Regions from separate parts of the Homo sapiens genome. Here all the other regions are linked to region 2. Evidence: chromatin contacts called from ENCODE Hi-C or POLR2A ChIA-PET data. All regions are on one chromosome and are shown on one strand. Each heading gives the region's core, a stretch centred on a gene start or an enhancer-like site at or near the end of the contact. The rest is flanking DNA. Distances are from core to core; before and after follow the strand shown.

Region 1 (4,935 bases), core at 2,347-4,846, 84 kb before region 2:
ACAATCTCTGCTCACTGCAACCTCTGCCTCCCAGATCAAGAGATTATCTCATCTCAGCCTCCCAAGTAGCTGGGACTACAGGGTGCACACCACCATACCCAACTAATTTTTTATATTTTTTGTAGAGATGGGGTTTTGCCATGTTGCACAGGCTGGTCTCAAACTCCTGAGCTCAAGCTATCCACCTGTCTCTGCCTCCCAAAATGCTGGGACTACAGGCAGGAGCCACCGTGCCTGGCCAAATTAGGGGATTTTAATATAGCTAACATTCATTGAACACCTACATTGTGCCAGAAACTATACCAAGCATTAAGCATTTGCATACATTATCTTTCCATACATTATGTCACCAATCATCTTTTATCTCAAAGTGTCTCACACACTTCCAAGAAAGACATTTAGTCAATCTGGCTAGTAGTACTAAATAACTTCTAAAGAAACCAAAGGCTGCTTCATGGTTTCAACCAGAAGAATTTGGTTGGAGATCCCAGAAAAAGCTGTTGACCAAACAAAGCTGAGTTTATTAAATTTATTCCAAAGGAGACTATTTTAACAAAGTCTTCGCAGTGACTCAAAAAGAGAAAGTTAGGGAAGGATATTTATACGGTTTGGGCATCTGAACGCAAATCGTTTAAGACAGGTGTGTTTTGTTTGTTTGTTCGTTTTTTAGTTTTTGAGATGGAGTCTTGCTCTGTTGCCCAGGCTGCAGTGCAATGGCACGATCTCAGCTCACTGCAACCTCCGCCTCCTGGGTCCAAGTGATTCTCTTGCCTCAGCCTCCCCAGTCACTGGGATTACAGGCAAGCACCACCATGCCTGGCTAATTTTTGTATTTTTAGTAGAGACGAGGTTTCACCGTGTTGGTCAGGCTGGTCTCAAACTCCTGACCTCTGGTGATCTGCCCGCCTCGGCCTCTCAAAGTGCTGGGATTACAGGCATGAACCACTGTGCCCAGACAAGACAGGTGTTTGAAGGCAAATAATTTTCTGTAACTAAGATAAGTTCAAAGGTGAGGATCATGAGGCAAAACTTGATTAATTGTTGTCCTAATAAAACTTTTTTCCTAATTTTGGAGCTAATCTTTGGTATTTTGTAGTAACTTCTTTGAACTCTCCAATAATATGGCCTCCTGTGGTATTACGAAAACAGGATTCTTAGTGGGAGTCGTTCATCTGTCATAATGACCAGGTAAGGCATTTCCTTCAATCTTCGGATTATCCCTTTTGTTTGGCATTCTACCTCCTTAAGAAACATTAGAACACTTAATCCTTTGACTATTTTTATTTGCTTTTTCCTCTGCAGATATCAATATTCTTAGTTATTTAAAACTTTCCCCACCTCTTGCCATTGGTATTAATTCTCTTATCTCTAGTTTGTTGACAAGTCATGGTGAATACAATAAATTCTGCCTCCTGTATATACTTTGGATTCAGTAAAATATCATTATTCTAGGGTGGGCTTTATTCTAGGGAAAGTGCTCTTTCCTGTAATCCCAGCACTTTAGGAAGCTGAGGCACTTCAGCCCAGGAGTTCAATACCATCCTGGGCAACATAGTGAGACCTTGTCCCTACAAATAATTTAAAAATTAGCAGGGTGTGCTGGCACACACCTGTGGTCCCAGCTACCCAGGAAGCTGAGGTGGGAGAATTGCTTGAGCCCGGGTGATCAAGGCTACAGTGAGCCATGATCACACCACTGTACTCCAGTCTGAGTGACAAAGTGAGATCTTGTCTAAGAAAGAAATAATAATGATAATAACAAATTATTATTCCAGGTGTTAGTTGAGATCTGTGATGACATATTCAGCCTGATAATTTCCTGTTTGGTCTTAAAGTATGACTCATTGTATTAGTCCATTCTCACATTTCTATAAAGAACTACCTGAGACTGGGTAGTTTATAAACAAAAGAGGTTTAATTGGCTCACAGTTCATAGACTGTACTGGAAGCATGGCTGGGGAGGCTTCAGGAAACTTACAATCATGGTGGAAGGTGAAGGGGAAGCATGGCTGGAGCAGGAAGAAGAGAATACAGGGAGAGGTGCTACACACTTTTAAACAACCAAATCTCATGAGAACTCACTTGCTATCATGAGAACAGCAAGGAGGAAATCTGCCCCCATGATCCAATCACCTCTTATCAGGCCCCTCCTCCAACATTAGGGATTACAATTTGACATGAGGCTTGGGCAGGGACACATCAAAACCATACCATTCTGCCTCTGTCCCCTCCCAAATATCATGTCTTTCTCATATTGTGAAATACAATTAGCCCTTCTCAACATCCCCCCAGTCTCAACTCATTTTAGCATTAAGTGAAAAATCTATAGTCCAAAGTTTCTTGTGAGACAAAGCAAGTCCCTACTGCTTATGAGCCAGTAAAATAAAAAACAAGTTAGTTACTTCCAAGATACAATGAGGGTACAGGCATTGGGTAAATGAACCCATTCCAAAAGAGATAAATTAGTCAAAACAAAGGGGCTACAGGCCTCATACAATTCTGAAGCCCAGCTTTAGATAATGACTACTAGGGTAGTCATTAAATCTTAAAGCTCTGATATAATCTTCTTTGACTCCATGTCCTGTATCCAGGCCACACTGATGCAAGGGGTGGGCTCCCAAAGCCTTGGGCTGTTCTGCCCCTGTGGCTCTGCTGCGCTCAGGTCCCAGGGCTGGCGCTGAGTGCTTGTGGCTTTTTCAGGTACATGGTGCAAGCTGCTAGTGGATCTATCTGTCTGGGATATAGAGGATGCTGGCCCTCTTCTCAGCTCCACTAGGTAGTGCCCCCATGGGGACTCTGTGTGGGGGCTCCAACCCCACATTTCCCCTCTGCACTGTCCCAGTAGAAGTTCTCCATGAGGCCTCTGCCCCTGCAGCAGACTTCTGCCTGGACATCCAGGCATTTCCATACATCCTCTGATATCTAGGCTGAGGCTTCCAAGCCACAACTCTTGTGCTCTGTGCATCTGCAGGCTTAACACCACATGAAAGCCACTAAGTCTTATGGCTGACACCCTCTAGAGCAGTGGGTTAACATGTATCTGGGGCCCTTTTAGCTACAACTGGCACTTGAGTGGCTGGGACACAGGGAGCAATGTCCCATGGTTGTGCAGGGCAGCAGGGCCCTGGGCCTGGACCATGAAACCATTCTTCTCTCCAAGACCTCTGGGCTTGTGATGGGAGGGGCTGCTACAAAGTTCTCTGAAATGCTTTCAAGGCATTTTCCCCATTGTCTTGGCTATTAACATTCTGCAATGTTACTTATGCAAATTTCTGTAGATGGCTTGAATTCCTCCCAGAAAATGGGGTTTTCTTTTCTAGTGCATGGTCAGACTGCAAATATTCTAAACTTTTATGCCCTGCTTCCCCTTTAAATATAACTTCCAGTTTCAGACATCTCTTTGCTCACACATATGACCATATGCTGTTAGAAGCAGCCAGGCGACATCTTCAATGCTTTGCTGCTCAGTGTGTGGGGGTGTACGACAATACATTCAAGCTTATATACAAGGCATTTGAGGTTGAGGCATGGAAAAATACTAAGGCACTGTGTGTATGTTGTTTGTGCATGATACTGTAACTCCTTGACTCTGAAAACAGGACAAGGAACAGGATGTGTGATAAGGAGTGCTGAAGACAGCATCCTAAGAATGTGGTTTGAGTGCTTTCAGATGTAATAAATAAGGCCATATGTACCTCATGACCTGACCCCCAAATAGCCACCTGGTGGATGTTTCTTGTTTGTCTAAATTGTAGTTTAACAAGCCTTCTCAACAAATACTTGACAGACAGATCTTAAAGCAGCAATCCCTTGAAGGAGCTGCTCCCCACCCCGTTCATTGTAATTGTATGAATACTTATTTCTCGGCGTTCACTGCAGAGCAACCTGCAAGTGGTGACCCTGATGCGACTGCTTTGAAGTTACACGTGGAGTAGGATGACTCACCAATCTTTGGGGAATACCAGTAAGGAACAGTCCCAACCCGTTTTCAGGAGGATGTGACCAAAGTGTATAATACCAAGGGTCGGGTTACCATGAGTCAGGAGTTGACCAAAGAGCAGAAAGTTTTTTATAAAATGGTGCAACAATTACTTAAGGCTATCCAGTGCACTGTAGAGTCCGAAGCTTTGCATAAGCTTATGCTTTTAATTTGGCAGGAATGCCCTTGGTTACATGATCAAGGAACATTAGATTTAAAGTTATGGGAGCAGGTGCGTTGCTGCCTGAAAAGAGGATTGGAGCAGGGCCATTTTGCTAATGTTACCGTTTTGACCACCTGGAGTTGGTTACACTCTGCGTTATACCCTTTTGATATGCCAGACTGTGATGAGTCACATCACCCATTTTCTTCACCTGAAGGGAATTCAGAAGATTTAAAGGGAAAGGGTACACAGGAACCAGAACAACAAAGAGGGGCTCCTCGCCCCACTTCACTCCCTTCAGTAGGGCATAAAGAAGACACTCTGGTAAAAGTTTTGGTTTCAGCTGCCGAATATACTGTGTGGGGGAGCGAGTACAGTCATTTAGCCATGCAGCAATGATTACAAATTTTGGATAATGATATCCTGATACAGCTTTATATGCTATTGGTAACAGGGCCTTTTCTTCAGCTCAGGCTCAGGCTCAGGTGGACAGCAGTTGATTTCCTCAATGCTCGCAGCTAGCCATACAAGTATGGAAGAGGATACCCGTGGGACAATCCCAGGGTTCCTTTGTGATGGTTAGACAGGATGCAACAGAAACATACATTGAATTTATCAACCAATTGCAGGCTGCAATCAAAAGACAGGTACCCCATCCTGAAGCCACCAGACTTCTTAAGTTGTAATTGGCTTTTGAAAATGCAAATAAGGATTGTCAGGCAGCAATAACCCCAGTCCGAGCCACTGCCACTGAAATCAGTGTGTTTATTAAAGCATGCCAGAATGTAGGCAC
Region 2 (4,979 bases), core at 209-2,708:
TGTCCCTAAACACAAAGGGTAACTAGGCTCCCTGTAGACTCTTTTGAGAATCTATTTCATGAAAACTAGGAGCCCTCTGTACTTCCCAAAATGGACCCGCAATATTCCACATTTGATTCCGGGTCGTTTGTCAAGCCACAAAAGCTTATCTTTGAACCCCAAGTTGAAAATGCCTATGTAGAGCGAAAAGGTGAGGAACTCTCTCACAACTTTCGAGAGTCCCCTCGACCTTTCAAGGAAGGTCATTCCATCTGAGTTCTAGATGAGACCAGCTGAAGCTCGGACCTTGACCGTGAGCTGGAGTAGGTGGATCCCCGCTAACCACTGGCTTTAAATGGAGGAAAAGTTAACTTTCTTGGCTCCTTGCACTTCTCCAAACCCAGTCCGGTAGGCGCAGGACCCGGACTGGGTCGAGGCCTCAAAATCTGAGACCAGGCAAGACAGGTTTTAAAGTAAGCCTCTGGGCACCACTGGTCGCCGCGCGTAAACCCACCTGAAAAGACCGGAGCCCTGGGGCTCCCTGATGTAGTCATTCCTGGTTTGAGCACAGCCTGCGCCACCTGGTCTCCTCCTAGCAATGCGAGCACACGCCGAACCCTCCCCGCGCGGAGTCTAACACCGACGCTGCCTCCAAACCTCCCTCGCGGGGAGCCCCTGGGTGCGCGGGGCGTTCTTACCTTGGGGTTGGTCAGGAGCTGGTGCTCGTCGCTGTGCAGCAGCGCCCTAGAGTTGGACTCAGAGTTGTTCACGTAGACCTGGACGCAGGGGTACTGCGAGGTGCCCCTGCAGTCGGCGCCACAGGTGAAGGTGCACTCGAACACCTCGCCGATCTGCTGCACCGACAGCACCGTGCAATTGGCCTCCGTGGCTTGCAGATCCTGCAGCGCGGGACTCAGCCAGCAGAAGCCGAAGATGAAGAGCGACACGACGCCGGAGATGATGAGAAACAAGCCGAGCCGGATGCTCTTGTCCTCGGCTTCCGTGTACTCGTAAGCCACCCGGAGCTTCGCCATCGCCCCCCACTCTCGGCGGCTGGCGTGCTCCCCCCGCCCCCTCCCGCCCCCGGCGCCGAGCCCGACTGCCTCGGGCGGGAGGAGCCGCCGCCGCCACCGCCGCCGCCGCGCGACAGCAGGGGAGTGGGCGGCGAGGGGGAGCGCGCGAGAACAAAGGGGCCGAGGCCAGCGACGCCCCCGGCGGCGGCGGCGGCAGCGCCCCCCAGCCCCCCAGCCGCCGCCTGGGCCCCGCGGTGCAGCAGCCGCTTCAGAGCCTCCTGCACCCTCGGGCGCGGGGAGCGCACGGACCGCTCCAGCTTCCAGCGCCCCCTGCCAGCCTCCGCCCCCGCACTCTCCCCGCCTCCCCCACCCCGCCTCCTCTCGTCGGGTGTCTCTCTGTCTCCATCGCCCGCTGGCCGCTACTCCGCTGACTCGCCCGGCAGCTGCCCCAAGGCTAGGAGTGTCTGAGCTGGGGCGAGCCCGGGGGCTCCCCCGTGCAGGAGGAGGCTCCGCCCCGCCCCGTCCGCAGCAGACCCGGGCCCTTCCGCCCCGCCCCGCTCCGCCCCGCCCCGCCCGGGGGCGTCTCCTTTGGGCGAGGGGCTGACGGGCACAAGCGACAGCGGCGACTTGCAATCGGAATCTTCGCTCACTCCCCTTAGAGGGACGTCCGAGATGAAAGATTAAGATCAATTTAGCTTAACCGGAGGGAAGTTAAAATAATAATAATAATAAGAGGGGAGGGTGGAGTTCAAGTGGAGCGGCGGGAATCTTGAACTCCAAACGAGTACTGGTCACCTGCAGGGAGAGCGGCCAGGCTCCGGGCGCACCCCGGGAAGCGGGCACGGGTGGCGGTGTGGGAGGACACGAGCCGCCCAGGCCGGGCGGATCGAGGTGAAAGCCCCAGGCTAGCGGTGTGCGCTGGGAGGTCCCCGGGGACGACTGAATCGCAGGTTCCCATGCCACGGGCGGGCTGGCGCGCGGTGGTGCCGGAGGCGTGACCCAGCCGCGCCCACGCCGCCAGCGGCTGCGCCCAAGGGAGCGCAGTAACCGTCCAGTCCCAGGACTTGGGCCTCCTAACCGTCTTGGCGCAGACCCGCGCCCCCTGACCCTGCTGAGGCCGGGAGGGCTGCAGGATTGGAGTTAAACAAGCTGAGTCAGGTGGAGTTTGCTGTGGAGGCAATGTGCGTGGGGGCAGGAGGCTGGACGAAGGAAACTTGCTGCTTAGGTCGTCGGTGACCCTTGTGGCAACTTAGGTCTCTGGCAGCCGAGTTGACCCCAACTTGATTTGCCCCCATGGCTGGGGCTGACTGAGACCAAAGGAAAAAGGTGGAGAGCTTTGCAGCCTGGAAAGAAATACCACTTTACCCATCAGAAAAGTACTCTTGCTTTGGGGCTCGCAAGAACAGAATCATTTCTGTCGTTTCCCTCCTTAGGAGTCTTGCCACCCCTGACCCGCCCCAGGATTTGTAGATGAGGTTTCCAGGAGCGCTGCTTAAAGCGACAGCGCCGGGCAGACCCACTTTGGGACAGGTACTGTTTCTAGACCTGTGTTCTGCTCTTAATTCTTGCCGTTGCTCCCTCCTCCCCCAATTACGCTAACAATGCTTCAGCCTCTATTGTTTTCGCGACCTTTTTAAAGTTAGAATGACCTTTTCCCAAACTACACTTTTATCATAAAATCAAACTTGAGAACTATTTATATGTACATTTCGAAGAATAAAATCAGAATATTAACTTCCTTGCAAACTACATAAACTTTTTTTGTTTGCTTGTAAGTCTCAAATGAATAAACTCTTAATTATGTTCCTGATGAATACGGAAACATGGAATCATGGAATTCTTGACTTCTCTTTCCTGGACTTCAAATGTTACTTAACTGGTATTGAGTACCTTTCGACTGCAGTTCTGATAACGTTATTTTGAAGCACTACATTATGACAGGTAACAAGTATTTCCCAGCAATGGGCAAATTAATTACAGGAAGATCCTAAGTGTCTTTTTCTCAATAAATTAAGAAGATGTAGAGTTTGAAAAACGTCCAAATTAGGAAGATGCTTTGTTCTCTAATACCTTTCAGGTTTTGAGATTTTCTTTTTTTAATTTAAATGTAAGAATTGTATTCTTTTCCTGTTAGCATAAAGACAATTGTGATTACATTGCTTAAAAGTGAGTTTAATAATTGAAATAGCATAACCGAAAATCACAAATCTTCAATCTGAATCTTTTTCCTATTGCAGGAAAAATAAAAAACATAGGAAATAATCTTTTTTTTCTATTGTTATAATCTTCTTTTCCAAGAAAGGAAAAGCTATGTCTAAGATCTGAAGCAATGATGAACAAATAACAAGATACAATTATTCTAGCTCAGTATGTTGAGGAACTGAAATGAGGCAGAATTAATTCCTATTAATGCACAGCAGTTGGGGGACTACCAATAATTTAATGAATATGGTTCGTTTTTCAATGATTCCAGAGCTCAAAGTCTTCTGTGAATGAAACCTCTGCCTCAAAACTGAAGTACGGTGGTCTAAGTCTAGGGAACAAAATCAGAAAATTCTATCTTATTTTAACTGAAATTCTTGAAGTTTTAAAATTCATTTTCTTTCAGTTCTGCATTTAGTCAATTTCTTTCTTGGCAATTATTCTTAAAGTATTTAAAGAAACTTGTGTCTTCTGTTCTCTAGACATTTTTTTCTCCTGTTTCCTGTTTTTAATTTAGCTTTTCTCTGAACACTTTTATCTTCACATCTTTATTGAAAGTCAAACGTATTAAGACTTCACAAATTAAATCAATTTCTATTTTATTCTTAATGAAACACTGGAAGTGTTTATTAGTTTTACTTACTTGAAGCGGAGCTGCTTTATCACATTCCCAAGGAAGATTGGATATGTCAGCCCCTCAGTTTCAGAATACAGGTCACCACTTACTAAGTCAGAATGGTAGTAAGAACTCCAGGAAAGCTCAGAAATGCTAAGATCTGAGGTCACTTAAAATCTCTGTTCCCTGTGAAAGGTGGAAGTAGCACAGAAAAAGCAGCTAGTCCTTTCTTTGAATAGTGTTCCACCAATTAAGATTAAAAATGTAATATTAAGAACCAGACTGACTTATTTGATGTACATCGTCTGCAGTAGTTTTTCCAGTAGGATCATGGCCAGGTCTTGATAAAGTTCAATTTAAAAGAAAAATAAAGCCTGTCTAAACAAGGGCATCAAAGCCATGTTACTTATAATTTGTTCTCATGATCAATATTCAAAAAGTCCTGTGGCTGATGCTAAAGTTGCAGTATACAATATCATATGTATATATACTTTTTAATAAAAGATTCTAAAAATAATTTTAAGGCAGGCTTTTGTATCCTAGGAATAGAAGGGAATTTACAGCAGGTGGGAAAATTTTTTCAAAAATTGGCACATTATGAAGTTTTTTGATAACTGCCACTAAACACTTGAAAAGCGAAAATACATAGGAAAATAATGTATAATCACTTTTTCTATTAAAATTTACGTTCTAGAGTTTAGACCTTTTTTACTAGATATTACACATGATGAAAGTATGAGTGATCCAACAAAGAAAACCATATAAAACCATTTTATATTTTCTTCTTGATTCAGCAGCTATAATTATAGATTTTGTTAATGTCATAGGAAATTGAGTTCCAGCTTGCTGATACCAAATTAATTTCCTTGCCATGCTCCATTATGAGTGTTAAATATTTGTTATTAGCCTCAGAATTTTAAATTCAAAATACATTTCCTATGTGGTCACTATTTTTTCTGATTGTTTTTTCCTGGCCATAAACTTCACCTATTAAAATGAGCATATAATTATTACTAAGAACACTACTTACTATCTCTAATTACAGTAAATTAGAACAGGAAGGGATTTTAACCATTGCCTAGTTCAACATTAACCAAGAAGCTCCCAGACTTTGCATTTTGCTTGTAATTGTAGTTATTTAAAATATTTTTTAAAAGCTCAAATTTATG
Region 3 (4,984 bases), core at 1,395-3,894, 100 kb before region 2:
GTGAGCATTTCAGCTCTTCATGAGTCCTATACATTTTCCTGTATTCCAATGTCATAATATCCAAAGTTATCAGAAGACTGTATTTGAGAGCACCTGTCAAAGTCCTACAGCTTATTATAAACTATCTTTTGAAAATGATTAAAAGAAGACAACAACTGTCTGTGAATAGCAAAATGTCCAGAGTAGTTACAGTCAGAAACACAAATGACAAAGAAGTTTGGTTATCTCTGTGATGTACGATAACGTAACAACCTTAATTATAATTGATAGGATATACTCAGACATTAGAATTTTAGAAATCCCACACAATTTTAGAACATATGTTAGCATTATTTACCAAGATATAACCTAAAGCAGATTGAACATCATTTTGGCAATCCCATGTACCTAAACATGTCAAATAATCCTGTTTACCGCTCTTTTCTGGACACTTCAGGGGCCCTCTGAAGTATTCAAAAAGCCAGGTGCCAGGGAAGACGATTTTGAAACTGAAGTTCGATTTAGGGAAACCTGTTAAATATGTTTAAAGCACTTAAATAGAGTTCCAGATTACCAGAAACTATTTATTTTGCCAAAATGACACAGAAGTTTTAAGGAAGCAAAAAAACCTTTTATAATCCTTTACAAATTTTGCCAAAGAGCAGATTAGCACCTTAGGAAAACCATGTTATGCTTTTATTTCAATGCTCAATTTACAGAAAAACCATATAATACCGGTTTTTGAATTTAGTCTATATGTTCACACAGAGAACCTCTTCTGCAAGATTAATTTCCACAATTCTTCCACTACTTATTTGAACCTTCAGCTTTTTCCTAATTTAACTCAAAGCAATCATTTAACCCTAGGCAAGAGTTTACATTTCCATGCCTTCTTATATAAAACATTTTACAAATAAATGCATTTTACTTTTCTTACACAGCTTGCATGTAAATCTATTTCTAGTAGTTTCAATTAACTTCTAGCAATTTTTAATTTTAACGTAAAAATTGGTTAGTTGTATTAATTGTGTGCTAAGTGTAGCCAAGGTTTGCCTTCTTTATTAAGGGTATGGTTAGGTCCCTACGTCCCCAGGCCTTACCAATTGTGAAACCGTCAAGTCAAATAGTTCTCAAAACCCAAAAAGCAGTTCATAACCTCAAAACTCTTAGCAAACCTTGCATGTGACCTGCATTTTACCAATAGTCTTTAGGGCTGTTTTTATTTCTCAAAAATTAAAGTTACATGAACTGAAAGGCTCCACAGCTTTTAACTTCCCTTTAAAAAGGGAAGCGCTTGTCTTTGGGCCAAATTAATCAGAGCTCTTTTTAGACATTACACGCAACACACACACACACAGGAGAAAGCCCAGTCGCTAGGTAGGGTTCTTTAAGAGACAGGGTTAAGAAAACATGCAGATTGGCTGGGCGCGGTGGCTCCCGCCTGTAATCCCAGCACTTTGGGAGGCCGGGGCAGGCGGATCAGCTGAGGTTGGGACTTCGCAACCAGCCTAACCAACATGGAGAAACCCCGTCTCTACAAAAATACAAAATTAGCCAGGCCTGGTGGTGCATGCCTGTAATCCCAGCTACTCGGGAGGCTGAGGCAGGAGAATCGCTTGAACCCAGGAGGCGGAGGTTGTGGTGAGCCAAGAACACGCCATTGCACTCCAGCCTGGGCAACAAAGAAAAAAAAAAAAAAGAAAGAAAGAAAAAAAAAAACATGCAGATAAGGAACCAGAGAGGGCTCATCCCCTAAGGCAGGGTTGCTAAACAAAGCCTTGCCAAGCTGTTACTGGCCATGCCCCCAGGATTTAAAGCAAGGTGGAGGCTTGTAGCACAAACCATATAGACATGCAAAACACACCAGATTGGCCACAGCCTAAGACTAGCCCCACAAATCCTTTTTCATAATTAAAGGTTTACAGAAAATTTAAACAGTGATAGTTTGGGGGCCTGGCCTAGTAAATGGGGGGAAAAAACTGTAAAGGTTAACTGTTGACAGGGTGGAGAAGGGGAAAGAAAAGGAACAGTTTTAAAGTGCCTGGGGAAGAATCTCTTATTCTTAGGCAAGTGGTTCCTCCACCAGGAGAAAAGCTCAATTACTGTCAGATGGAGTAAAACCCCTTGACTGGGAAAGGAGAACGCTCCAGCAGTTCTGTGGGGTGGGGACTGCCAACCAGCTATGCCGGACCCTTGGTCCATGCGTCTCAGCCCCTGGAGGTAAGGGAGAGGTAAGGAGATAAGGGAGAAGGGAGCTTCTGTTCCCCAGTCGGTCCCAAAAAAGGAAGGAGGACATGAAAAGGCCCAGGAGTGAAGAGGGGTGGGGTGGGGACATGGTTTCCCCCACCTTCAGAAGTTTGAGGATGAAAAGGCTCAGAAGCAACAGTGAGAGGTTTTGAGTTACCATTTCACTCACCACTTCCGGAGCCCCCAGGGTGTGTGCCAAAAATGTTGCGGAACTTTTCCTTATTTCAGCTAAAGATGGGGTTCTTGTCCTTCCCACAGCCACAAAAATTTAGGCTCACAGACGACTCAAAGGGAAGTAAAGCAGGGTTTTACTGTGTGAAAAGCAAAAAAAAAGGGGGAAATAGGGACTCTTGCAAGGCCAGAGTCCCTCTGCTAGAGCACTTCCTGCCAGGCCATTTGAATCCCAGGTTCCAAACAGGAAGAGGAGGGGCCAGGCTCCTCCCTGCTGCAAAGGGTGTGAACCTCCCGGGGCTCCACCTCAGTGGGCCGGCAGGTTGGAGTTTCTGCAGGGACGCTCACCCACCTGGCTGCCTCACAATCAAGGTGGAAGGCAAAGTTGGGAAGCAAGCACCTTTTTCACATGGTGGCAGGAGAGAGAGAGAGAGACATCTCTAAAAAAAAATTTAAAAATTAGCTGAAAATGATGATGCTCTTCCTATGCCTTCCATCCTATGGTCCTAGTCCTATCCTTTGGATTGTGTTATGGGTTAAGCCAAATATCCCAAAAGTTCATATGTTAAAGTCCTGGCCCCCAGCGCCTCAGAATGTGACCTTATTTGAGAAGAGGATTATTGTAGATGTAACTAATTAAGATGACGTCACCCTGAAGTAGAATGAGCTCAATCCAATGTGTCTGGTGTCCTTATAAAAAGGGGAAAATTGGACACAGACATGCACACAGGGAAAACACCATGTGAACATGAAGGCAGAGATCAAGTGATGCATCTACAAGCCAAGGAACATAAAGATTGCCAATAAACTGCCAGAAGCTAGGGTAGAGGCATGGAATAGATTCTTCCCTCAAAGCCCTCAGAAGGAACCACGCTGATGACACCTTGATCTCAGGCTTCTGGCCTCCAGGACTGACAGACAATATACTCCTGTTGTTTTAAGCCACTCACTTTGCAGTAGTTTGTTAAGGCAGCCCTAGCAAACTAATATAGATTGTTATTAATAATAATAAATGCTCATATTTAAATTCTTACTCAAAGATAAGTAAGAACTCTAGAATGTACTTTTCCTCAGTACAATGCTGTGAGTAGGTACTATTTTTATCCTCATTATATTTTAGTATCCTCATGTGGCAGGCAGAATAATGGGCCGCCAAAGATGTTCTCATCCTAACCCTTGGAACCTGTGACTATTTAGATTACATTGCAAAGGAGAACCAATACTGCAGATAAAATTAAGGCTGGTACTCAGCTGGCCCTGAGATAGAGAGATTATCCTGAATTATCTGTGTGTGTCCCAAAGGAGCACAGGCCAAGCATAAAAAGACTAAAACTTAGATTTGTCCTACTGTGATTTGCCTTTGGTAGAAATGAGGAACTGGAGAGAAAAACTATGTTTCGAAAAGAAAACTATAGCTGGGTGTAGTGGCTGACACCTGTAATCCCAGCATTTTGGGAGGTCAAGGTGGGAGGATCACTTGAGGCCAGAAGTTCAAGACCCAGCCTAAGCAACATAGTGAGACCACCGTCTTTACAAAAATAAAAAAAAGTACTAGCCAGGTGTCCTGGCATGTGCCCGTTGTCTCCAGCTACTCAGGAGGCAGAGGTGGCAGAATCATTTGTGCCCAGGAGGTCAAGACTACAGTGAGCCATGATCACACCATTGCACTCCAGCCTGGGCAATAGAATAAGACCCTGTCTCTGACAAAAAAAAAAAAAAAAAAAAAAAAAAAAAAAAAAAGTCAAAAGAAAACTATAGTATGTAAGAGTTAAAGAAAGAGGAAAGGAACACAAAACACAGCTTGCAGTTGAAGACAGGTTTACTTTAGATCAAACCTGAGAGGTATCCCCGGCCCATTTTGGTCAGAAGCCCTTTCTCTTGCAGACTAGGAGTATATATTGGTTTTAGGGTGAGGGGGCTTATGAATGTTTATGTGTGTGGAAAAGTTTATGGCAGAATCTTTCTGGGAGGAGGGGAGGTTATCTTAGGACAGACATCTTTCCAGCCTGGAACGGGGTTATCTCAGGGCTAGCATCTTCCAGGCCAGAGCAGGGTTTATCTCTGGTCTGGCATGTCTCTGGTCAGGGAGGAGTTTGGAATGTTTCTGGTTGGAGATGTTATTTGTGGTTTATGGTCATGCTGACCTTAGCCATTAGGCTGATGTCCTTTGGATTTAGGTGGTTTTTTATTAAGGTGAACTTTAGAATGAGGGGCTTGTCCAAGATGGCGATGCTCCTGCTCTGTCATAGTACACCTGTAATTAGGTTCTAGCCTTTCCATTGTTTTAAAGTTTTTATTATTTGCCTACAATTTGGACTAAATTCTAAATTTCTTCCTTGCTACAAGTCTCCAAACTAATGTTTTCAAAATTTCCTCCCCTTTTACTGATTTGAAATCACTAGAAATTAAATCTTCTTTTCTTGAAGCCCTGCAAACTGAAGCTAGACAACCTGATATAAACTTCAGGAGAAATCACCGCAGCAACTTATTTATAAATGGCCTTCATGCCTTTTGGTGTATGAACTATTCCAAAAGTTGACTTGAACACCTGATTCAAACTATAATCCAGGGAATATCTGTCAGATTG

What was found. A loop is a pair of places that touch in the nucleus more often than their neighbours do. ChIA-PET counts read pairs that join two places held with the same protein, here RNA polymerase II (POLR2A). Pooled maps may share reads with other maps.
Region 1: a map of PC-9 shows a loop between it and region 2 (7-fold over the local background). The contact joins the enhancer-like site here to the promoter of KCNMB4 in region 2. A Hi-C loop is called at or near these places in 1 of 168 maps with a recorded cell type or tissue (PC-9), 1 of 37 single-sample maps with no recorded cell type and 2 of 50 pooled maps. POLR2A ChIA-PET finds 5 or more read pairs at or near these places in 2 of 52 experiments (A673 and OCI-LY7).
Region 3: a loop to region 2 is called in a pooled map, with 5 times the contacts of the local background. The contact joins the promoter of PTPRB-AS1 here to the promoter of KCNMB4 in region 2. A Hi-C loop is called at or near these places in 1 of 37 single-sample maps with no recorded cell type and 2 of 50 pooled maps.

What each region holds. Positions count from the first base shown.
Region 1 is chr12:70,448,637-70,453,571 of GRCh38, reverse strand. No RefSeq gene overlaps it. Among named protein-coding and RNA genes, the nearest start is that of PTPRB-AS1, 17 kb to the left of the region's middle. Within about 2 kb of position 3,596, at least 3 of the 41 ENCODE cell types and tissues checked have a DNase peak (open chromatin) inside an H3K27ac peak, as active enhancers do; they include PC-9, where a contact is called at or near this core.
Region 2 is chr12:70,362,769-70,367,747 of GRCh38, reverse strand. It overlaps KCNMB4 (potassium calcium-activated channel subfamily M regulatory beta subunit 4), which reads right to left and starts at 1,458. Exons shown (of 3, transcript NM_014505.6): 1 at 678-1,458. The coding sequence starts at 1,013. RefSeq lists a silencer at 1,403-1,642.
Region 3 is chr12:70,465,739-70,470,722 of GRCh38, reverse strand. It overlaps PTPRB-AS1 (PTPRB antisense RNA 1), which reads right to left and starts at 2,644. Exons shown (of 9, transcript XR_001749196.2): 1 at 2,396-2,644. RefSeq lists an enhancer at 1,943-2,915.